2 separate regions of the Homo sapiens genome follow, and region 1 is linked to region 2. Evidence: read pairs that join two places in POLR2A ChIA-PET (ENCODE). Cell type or tissue: GM12878. All regions are shown on one strand. Region 1 has its middle 11 kb from the start of GCAWKR. Region 2 overlaps CHSY1 (chondroitin sulfate synthase 1).

Region 1 (4,000 bases), 360 kb after region 2:
ACCAGCTAATTTTTAAAAATTATTTATAGAGATGGTATCTACCTATGTTACCCAGGCTTGTCTCAAACTCCTAGGCTCAAGCAATCCTCCTGCCTCAGCTTCCCAAAGTGTTGAGATTACAGGCATGAGCCACTGCACCCAGCCTGAAATACAGTTGGATCATACATCAAATTGTTATATGCATTTGGCCTGTTTCTTTACTCACTGCATGATTCCATTGATCTTTTTGACTGTTCACACATGAAAACCAAACTACAGCTCTACAATATTTTTAAATTATTGCTCTCTTTAAATTATTGCTCTTTTGAGTTTTCACAGTTTTTCTGGAAATGATCAAATGTTTATTTTTTTCTGCGTGAATTTTTCTTTAGCTTGTGTAGTTAAAAAAGGAGGAGATCCTATTGATATTTTTATTGAGATCACATTAGTTTAGGCAGAATTATTTTCAGCATTTACAACACTGATGTTTTCTACCCAATAATAAAGTAGTTCCCCCATATTTTAGTCTTCTCTTGTCTTTTGGTATCATTTATAAAGTATATTTATATAGGACATGTGTATTTCTTAAAAATTATAGTCCCAGATATTCTTTTTTTTTTACTCTTTTCTTCCATTATATTTTCTAGTGAGTTGCTGCTTGCACATGAGAAGCTACTAATTTTTGTTTAATTTTGTCACCAGGGATCTTACTAAGTCTCTTAATTGTTTACAACAGTTTTTCAGTTGATTCTCCTGTGTGAGTGTGTATTTGAGGCATACTATTGTATGATCTGCAAATAATAAAACATTTACTTCCTTCTCAATTTTTTTTGCATTTTTTTCTCTTGTCTAATTATATTAATGAGTAATTCAAATACAATTTAGAATTGTTGTGGTAATTGTGAGCATCTTGATCTCTTTCTTGACTTCAGTAGAAATATTTTGTCATTAAACACAATTCCGGCACCTGCACATGTGTGTAAAATCATGATAAATGAGTACGTTCCTATTTTATTAAGACATTAAATGTGAATTGTGTTGAACTTAATGCTTTTTCTTTTGTTTTCTTTTCTTTTTTTTTTTTTTTTTTTTTTTTGAGATGGTTCTCGCTCTGTCACCCAGGCTAGAGTGCAGTGGTAAGATCTTGGCTCACTGCAACCTCCACCTCCTGGGTTCAAGCAATTCTCCTGCCTTGGCCTCCCTAGTAGCTGGGATAACAGGCGCCCACCACCATGCCTGGCTAATTTTTTTGTATTATTAGTAGAGAGGGGTTTCACCATGTTTGCCAGCCTGGTCTCGAACTCCTGACCTCAGGTGATCTGCCCGCCTCTGCCTCCCAAAGTGCTGGGATTACAGGCATGAGCCACCACATCCAGCCGAACTTAATGCCTTTTCTAAATCTATGGACAAACTAATGTAGTTTTTCTCTTTTCACCTACTCCATGTTATATTAGTAGATTTCCTACTTTGGGGCATTTTCCCATCTTAGATTGAACTCCATGTTGGCTATGGTGGATTTTTCTTTTAAAGCATGGTTGGATTAGAGTTTTTTTTAACTATGTTCATGGGTGAGATTGGTTTATATTTTTCTTTTGGGAGGCATTCTCAAATGTTGTTATCTCTCTCTGTGTGTGTGTATATATATATACATATATATATATATACACACACATTTTTATTCATAAAAATAATTGGTTAAATGGAGCACAATATCTTGGATTGAATCTGGGAACAGAAAAGGATCATCAGTGGAAAAAGAATGGGTGAAATCCAAATAAAATCTGTAGGTTAGTTAATAGTTCTGTACCATTAATAGTTTCTTAGTTTTGACAAATGTACTCTGGTTATAGAATACATTACCAGTACGGAAAGCTGGGAGAAGGCTGTATGGAAACTCCCTGTATTATCTTTGCAAGTCTTCTGTAAATCTAAAAGTATTCAAAAATAAAAGTTCTGAAATAAAACATACTTCGTAAGATTTCCTTCTTCATTATTCATAGCAGTTTCAATAACATTGGCGGTATCAGCATTTTGGATGGTTGATGAAATCCGTTTACAAAATCAACTGCGCTGAGTGCTCCCTTGAAGTCTCTGCTATGTGAACTACTCTGTTTCTATTTCTCTCTTTTCATTTCTGTATTTAGTAACTTATATCTTATTAGAAAACCATGAGGTTTTCATATTTATTTCTGCAAAATTGAGCAGGGTAATCATTTATTATTTTAAAATTTTCCTTGCAGCTGAGAATTTTCCGATTTCATACCTATTTTTTTTTCTTTTTGTGGTTTTCTGCCATTTTCCTTGATTTGGTTAATTTTTCTCCTTTTATATTTATTATCTCTCCCTGCAATTTTCTCAAATTTATTTTATTTGTCTTGCCTTAATTTTTTTTTTTTTTTTTTTTTTTTTTGAGACCGGGTCTCACTCTGTTGCCCAGGTTGGAGCGCAGTGGCGTGATCTTGGCTCACTGCAACTTCCGCCTCCCAGGTTCAAGAGACTCTCCTGCCTCAGCCTCCCTTGTAGCTGGGATTACTGGCATGTGCCACGATGCCAAGCTAATTTTTGTATTTTTAGTAGAGATGGGGTTTCACCACGTTGGCCAGGCTGGTCTCGAACGCCTGACCTCAGGTAATCCACCCACCTCAGCCTCCCAAAGTGCTGGGATTACAGGTGTGAGCCACCACTCCCAGTACTTTTTTTTAGTTGAGTGTATATACTGTTAATTTAAGTACTTAAAGCTATGAAATTCCCTCAACATATTGCTTTAGCTATATCATATAGCTTCTGATAAATGTTTTTGTATTATTTTTATTTCATAATATTCTGCAGTTCTGTTTTCTATTTTATTTTGGACCTGAGTTCTGTATAAGAGAAAATTTAAAAGTTTTTAGGGATCTGTTGCTTTTAAAAGTAACACTCGCTAGATTGGTTATTTTTATTTTTGAACAAGTCCTTACAGTGAGTAACCACTGTCATTTTTTTCTCTATGAATATTTTTATTTGATCATGAATACTTGCAAAACAAAAGCAGACATACAGTAAAATTCTTTATCTTCATTTCTGCCATATCTTCCCACACTTTAAAAAGTTCAGACTTCTTTTCCTAGCTTATTTGATTTTACTTTCATAATTTATCAGAGGTTGCATTGGACTTTCAGTTAAGTGAAAGGAGCTATACAATTAGATCATGTCTCTTTGGGAGGTTGTATAGTTAGAAGTTGTTTAGGTTCAATGAAAATTTAGAATAAAGAAGTATAATGATAGAGACATATAGGACATAAAGGGGAGAAAGGAATGATGATGAAATATGCTCCTAAATCTGTGAATGTCACATCTTAGGAAGCCAAGAATCCCCAGTCCCACTACTAACCTAAGATGCTGATGAAGTCCCCATCAGAAATAATAGGGACCCTTTAGTTCAATGCAGGAGGGTATCACTTACATGATTAAGGGAGGGGGTGTGTGTCAGCATTTGCAGCCCCATTTTTAGCTGATTGAAAATCTAGCCAACAACTTCCGGGCAGATAAGGTTGCCCCCCGACCAATTCCTGAGTGGTATCACCTCTGCTAGACACGAAATACTTCCACACCCTTGGCCTTCGGAGTGGCCATGCTCCATCCCTCGTCTTTCTGTGTGGCCTCTGTAGAGGCCAAGATCCTCTCCAAAAGTTCTGCAAGCTGGGATGCTGCCCTGCTCTGCCAAGTGTCTCAAAGGTAAGGCGTTGCTTCAAATTATTCAGAAATAATAAAGCATACAAAACCCAACGTGGATTTTAAGAATATTCACACATAACCTATAAAACTGACTTTAGCCTTGAATGCTTCCTGAAGTAATGGATTTTGACTTGTTCCCCCAAATCTTCCCACATGACTCAATCTGATGAAAATGATATGATTCTCAAGGGATTCATGTGGTTCCATTGCCCATACCATTTGCCATTTTCCACCCTGTCCAATGTGGTGGGTCTTTTCTAGTTGTTTCGCTTGGCTGATAGCTGTCCACATCTTCCGTGCCAGCCCT
Region 2 (4,000 bases):
TTTCACCCAAATTCCCTGATTATTAATATTTACCACATCAGCTTTATCATTTTCTCTATAAGTGTACATTATTATTATTATTATTATTATTATTATTATTATTTGAGATGGAGTTTCGCTCTTACTGCCCAGTCTAGAGTGCAATGGCACGATCTCGACTCACTGCACCCTCCATCTCCCGGGTTCAAGTGATTCTCCTGCCTCACCCTCCCGAGTAGCTGGGATTACAGGTGCACGCCACCACGCCCAGCTAATTTTTGTATTTTTAGTAGAGATGGGGTTTCGCCATATTGGCCAGGCTAGTCTCGAACTCCTGACCTCAGCTGATCCACCCACCTCGGCCTCCTAAAATGCTGGGATTTACAGGTGTGAGCCACTGTGCCCGGCCTACATTAGTTTTTTCTGAACCATTTGGAAGTTGCAGATATAATGCTCTTTTTGCCCTTAAATCAGTATGTATTTCCTAAGAACAAGGTCATTCATTGACATAAACACAACGCAGTAATCAAAATCAGGGAAATTAACGTTGATACAGCACAGTTATGTAATCTACAGAGTTTAGTCATATTCTGTCAGTTGTCCCAGTAATGTCCTTCATAGCAAAATAAAGAACTTGAGGTGTTCCAGAGTGTAGTCTAGGGTCACATGCAGCATTTATATGGTATGTCTCTTTAAGTGCCCTTTAACCTTGACCTTGTCTTTGCTGTTCATGACCTTGACGTTGTTGAAAAGTACAGATGAGTTATTTTGTAGTTATTTGTCCTTCAGTCTGGGTTTATCTGATGTTTCCCCAGGCTACGTGATGTGTCCTCAGTGCCTCACATCAGGAGCACATGATTTCGGTGTATGATCCATACAGGCAGTGTTAACTTTGATCTCTTGCCACGATTCTCCTCTGTAAAAATCACTACTTTTGCCTTTGTTATTTAATAAATACCTTATAGGGAAATATTTTGAGGCCATGAGATATCCTATTCCTCCTGTAAGCATCATCCACTAATTTTTACTTGAGTTAATGATGAGTTAATCATCCACATGATTTTTACTTGAATTAATGATGTTTGTCAAATGATGATATTGTTGAGCAGCCGTATATGGGGGCTTTTGGTAATTCTTAGAAGAATTCTGTTTCTCCATTCTTAGAAGTAGTTTGAATGACTGTAGTTGTGGGAAGCCTTTGTATTGAAATTAGTGTGTCTCTTTTCCTCTATCCTCCTGCACACTTGGATGTGTGGCCTTGACCTGTGGAGTGGGCTGCCTAAAGGGAGAAGGTCCATGCCTGTCAGGACTGTGGACAGGGTCTACTGGCTGTGCTGTGGGCGCCCACGCTGCCTTTATACTCCCTCACCCCCCCTATTTCAGGGGTTTGTGGTTTCTGCAACCCAGTGCATTTCTACTTTAAAGCTTGGCTTTAGGTGCAATCAGTTGTTAATAAAATTGATTTGTGGTTGTTTTCTTGTTTGTTTACTTGAAAATAGCCGTTACTGAATCCCATTGTCACATTTTTATTTTTATATGCTAACCAGCACTAGTAATGTTTTTCTCTGGAAACAAGTAACCTCTCTATAGCAGTGCAGATTGGATTTTAAGAAATGTGGAATTTAGGTCTACATCCAGCATAAAACCCAAAGACCATGTTATACTCCCCAAATTATAGCTGGTTCATGATGGTAAAATATTTTTTTTCTTGTTTGATTACCATTACATAATGGCTTTTAAGTTATTAGTCCTCATTTTATAATCTTTTAGTCTTAACCACCTCTCCCAAAATCCCTAAATTTGCAAACTACTATTTATATGTTAGCCTTTTAAAGTTAAAAAAAATCCTAAATGAGAGTCACCTTATTCCATGTTTACCAGTGAGTGCTGCAAGGGGTCAGAAATGCCCTCCATCCTCCCCTGCAGCCTCTGCTGTGTCTGAGATCCCACTGCCCCTCCTGCAGAAATGCCCTCCATCCTCCCCTGCAGCCTCTGCTGTGTCTGAGATCCCACTGCCCCCCCTGCAGAAATGCCCTCCATCCTTCCCTGCAGCCTCTGCTGTGTCTGAGATCCCACTGCCCCTCCTGCAGAAATGCGCTCCATCCTTCCCTGCAGCCTCTGCTGTGTCTGAGATCCCACTGCCCCTCCTGCAGAAATGCCCTCCATCCTCCCCTGCAGCCTCTGCTGTGTCTGAGATCCCACTGCCCCTCCTGCAGAAATGCCCTCCATCCTCCCCTGCAGCCTCTGCTGTGTCTGAGATCCCACTGCCCCCCCTGCAGAAATGCCCTCCATCCTCCCCTGCAGCCTCTGCTGTGTCTGAGATCCCACTGCCCCTCCTGCAGAAATGCCCTCCATCCTCCCCTGCAGCCTCTGCTGTGTCTGAGATCCCACTGCCCCCCCTGCAGAAATGCCCTCCATCCTTCCCTGCAGCCTCTGCTGTGTCTGACATCCCACTGCCCCTCCTGCTGCTTCCACCCTGGCAAGCTTGATAGGACCAGAGCTTGTCATCAGCAGCTTCTGAAATTGCTAAAGCTCATGGAATGCAGTCTGTCCCATAATTTAGCCCCGATTGAAAGCTGAAGTGTGTTGAGGGCTGAGGGTTGTCCTCCTTAGCTGCTGTAGTGGGCCCTTCCCTGGCTGGCTTGCTGCTGGCCTGAGATTCCTTCTAACCCCCTCCTGGACACCTACTGGGAGAACATGAAGGCAGCCTCCAGTTCTCTTTGAACACAGTTCAGGAAAGGTGGAAGGTAACAGCCTTCCTTTCCATCTGGTTAGGCTGATCTCTCTAAGAAACACTGGCTGGAATGAAAGAAGGGCAGCCCCTACCAGCCCAGGGCCACCAGAGCTGCCAGGGAACGCCTGTCTGTGTTTCTTCCCTGCTGCTGGTACTTGCAACCTCTGTCATCCTGCCATCCAGTGACTCACAGCTGCAGCCCTAGCTAAGATTTAACTCCTCTTGGAGTCTTCCTGCCTCCTCTCCTCCCACCCCACTGCCCAACCGCCTGCTGGAAAGGCAGCCCTGCCGCTCCACCAATCAGATGGGTCAGACCAGCCCCAGAAGGATGGGAAGGAGTTAGGCTGGGCGGGCTCATTGGCTTCCTCCTTGTTCTTAGGCATCTTTCTCATGTGAGCCTTTCTCTTCTGCTCACTCGTCCCCACCTTGTTCTATAGGACGTTTGGTGGTTCCTCCTGCCAGGATGCCTTAACGTTGATATTCACGGAAGGCTGAGGGTCGGGGGAGTAATAGGCAACTCCTTCTTTAACCACCAGCCTCATTATTCATTATTTTCTTTATGTAGTGGATTTTTGCCAGACATGCATTACAATCTCAGATGATTCTACTCTATACCCATTTGTGGGGAATCACTGTTCTCTAAGAGGAATTAAAGGAGATTTCACATTCTCTCTCTGGCTTGCCCCGCCACCCCCGACCACCTCCCCCCGCACCGCCCCCACCTATAGACACACTCTGGGTTGCCCTGGGAGGGCAGTGGGCAGTGGGATATTGGATATTGTGTTTCAGAAGGTGTACAGGCTCCCACAGACCCTGGCTCAGGCAGGGAAGGGGGACAGGATTTACCCAGGGTGGCTGACTTCGCACACATGGCGAGGGAGAACCTCCTGCCTCATCCACAGAACTGTGGCCTGGCAACATGAGACCTGGCAGAGGGAGGAGGGGTGGCTGGAATGTGAGGAGACCTAAGGGGTATGCAGAGCAGTTGGGGTGGGTCGAATTATTCCCAGCAAGCAACATGACCAGGGTTCCATATTGAAAGACCACCCCGACAGGTTCAGAGCAAGGTGAGGCTGGGGCAGAGGAGACCTAAGAGATTTCTGCAACAGCCAGGTAAGAAATGAAGAGAATCATAGCTGAGAGGCTTGCTTGCGGGCTGCAGAAGAGTGGGTACATCGGAGAGACTCGGGAGCTGCATCTGGAAGAGTCTGGTCCCTGACCCATCTGGGGGTGCAGGGGCTGGCAGGTGTTCTTAGTCAGTGCATCTTTCATGGTACTTAAGAACAG

Evidence for each region. ChIA-PET counts read pairs that join two places held together with the same protein. Peaks named below come from ENCODE experiments on the same cell type or tissue, not always from the same donor. Only the 100,000 strongest peaks of a DNase experiment are listed, where the experiment ranks them.
Region 1: POLR2A ChIA-PET joins it to region 2 with 5 read pairs; 2 of 35 experiments call an interaction of 5 or more read pairs at or near these places.

Annotation. Positions count from the first base shown.
Region 1 is chr15:100,836,686-100,840,685 of GRCh38, reverse strand. No RefSeq gene overlaps it. Among named protein-coding and RNA genes, the nearest start is that of GCAWKR, 11 kb to the left of the region's middle. In GM12878, no CTCF peak of the experiment used is centred here; no DNase peak of the experiment used is centred here.
Region 2 is chr15:101,200,539-101,204,538 of GRCh38, reverse strand. All of the region lies in intron 2 of CHSY1 (chondroitin sulfate synthase 1), which reads left to right. Among named protein-coding and RNA genes, the nearest start is that of CHSY1, 50 kb to the left of the region's middle. In GM12878, no CTCF peak of the experiment used is centred here; no DNase peak of the experiment used is centred here; H3K4me3 peaks cover 517 bases; H3K27ac peaks cover 760 bases.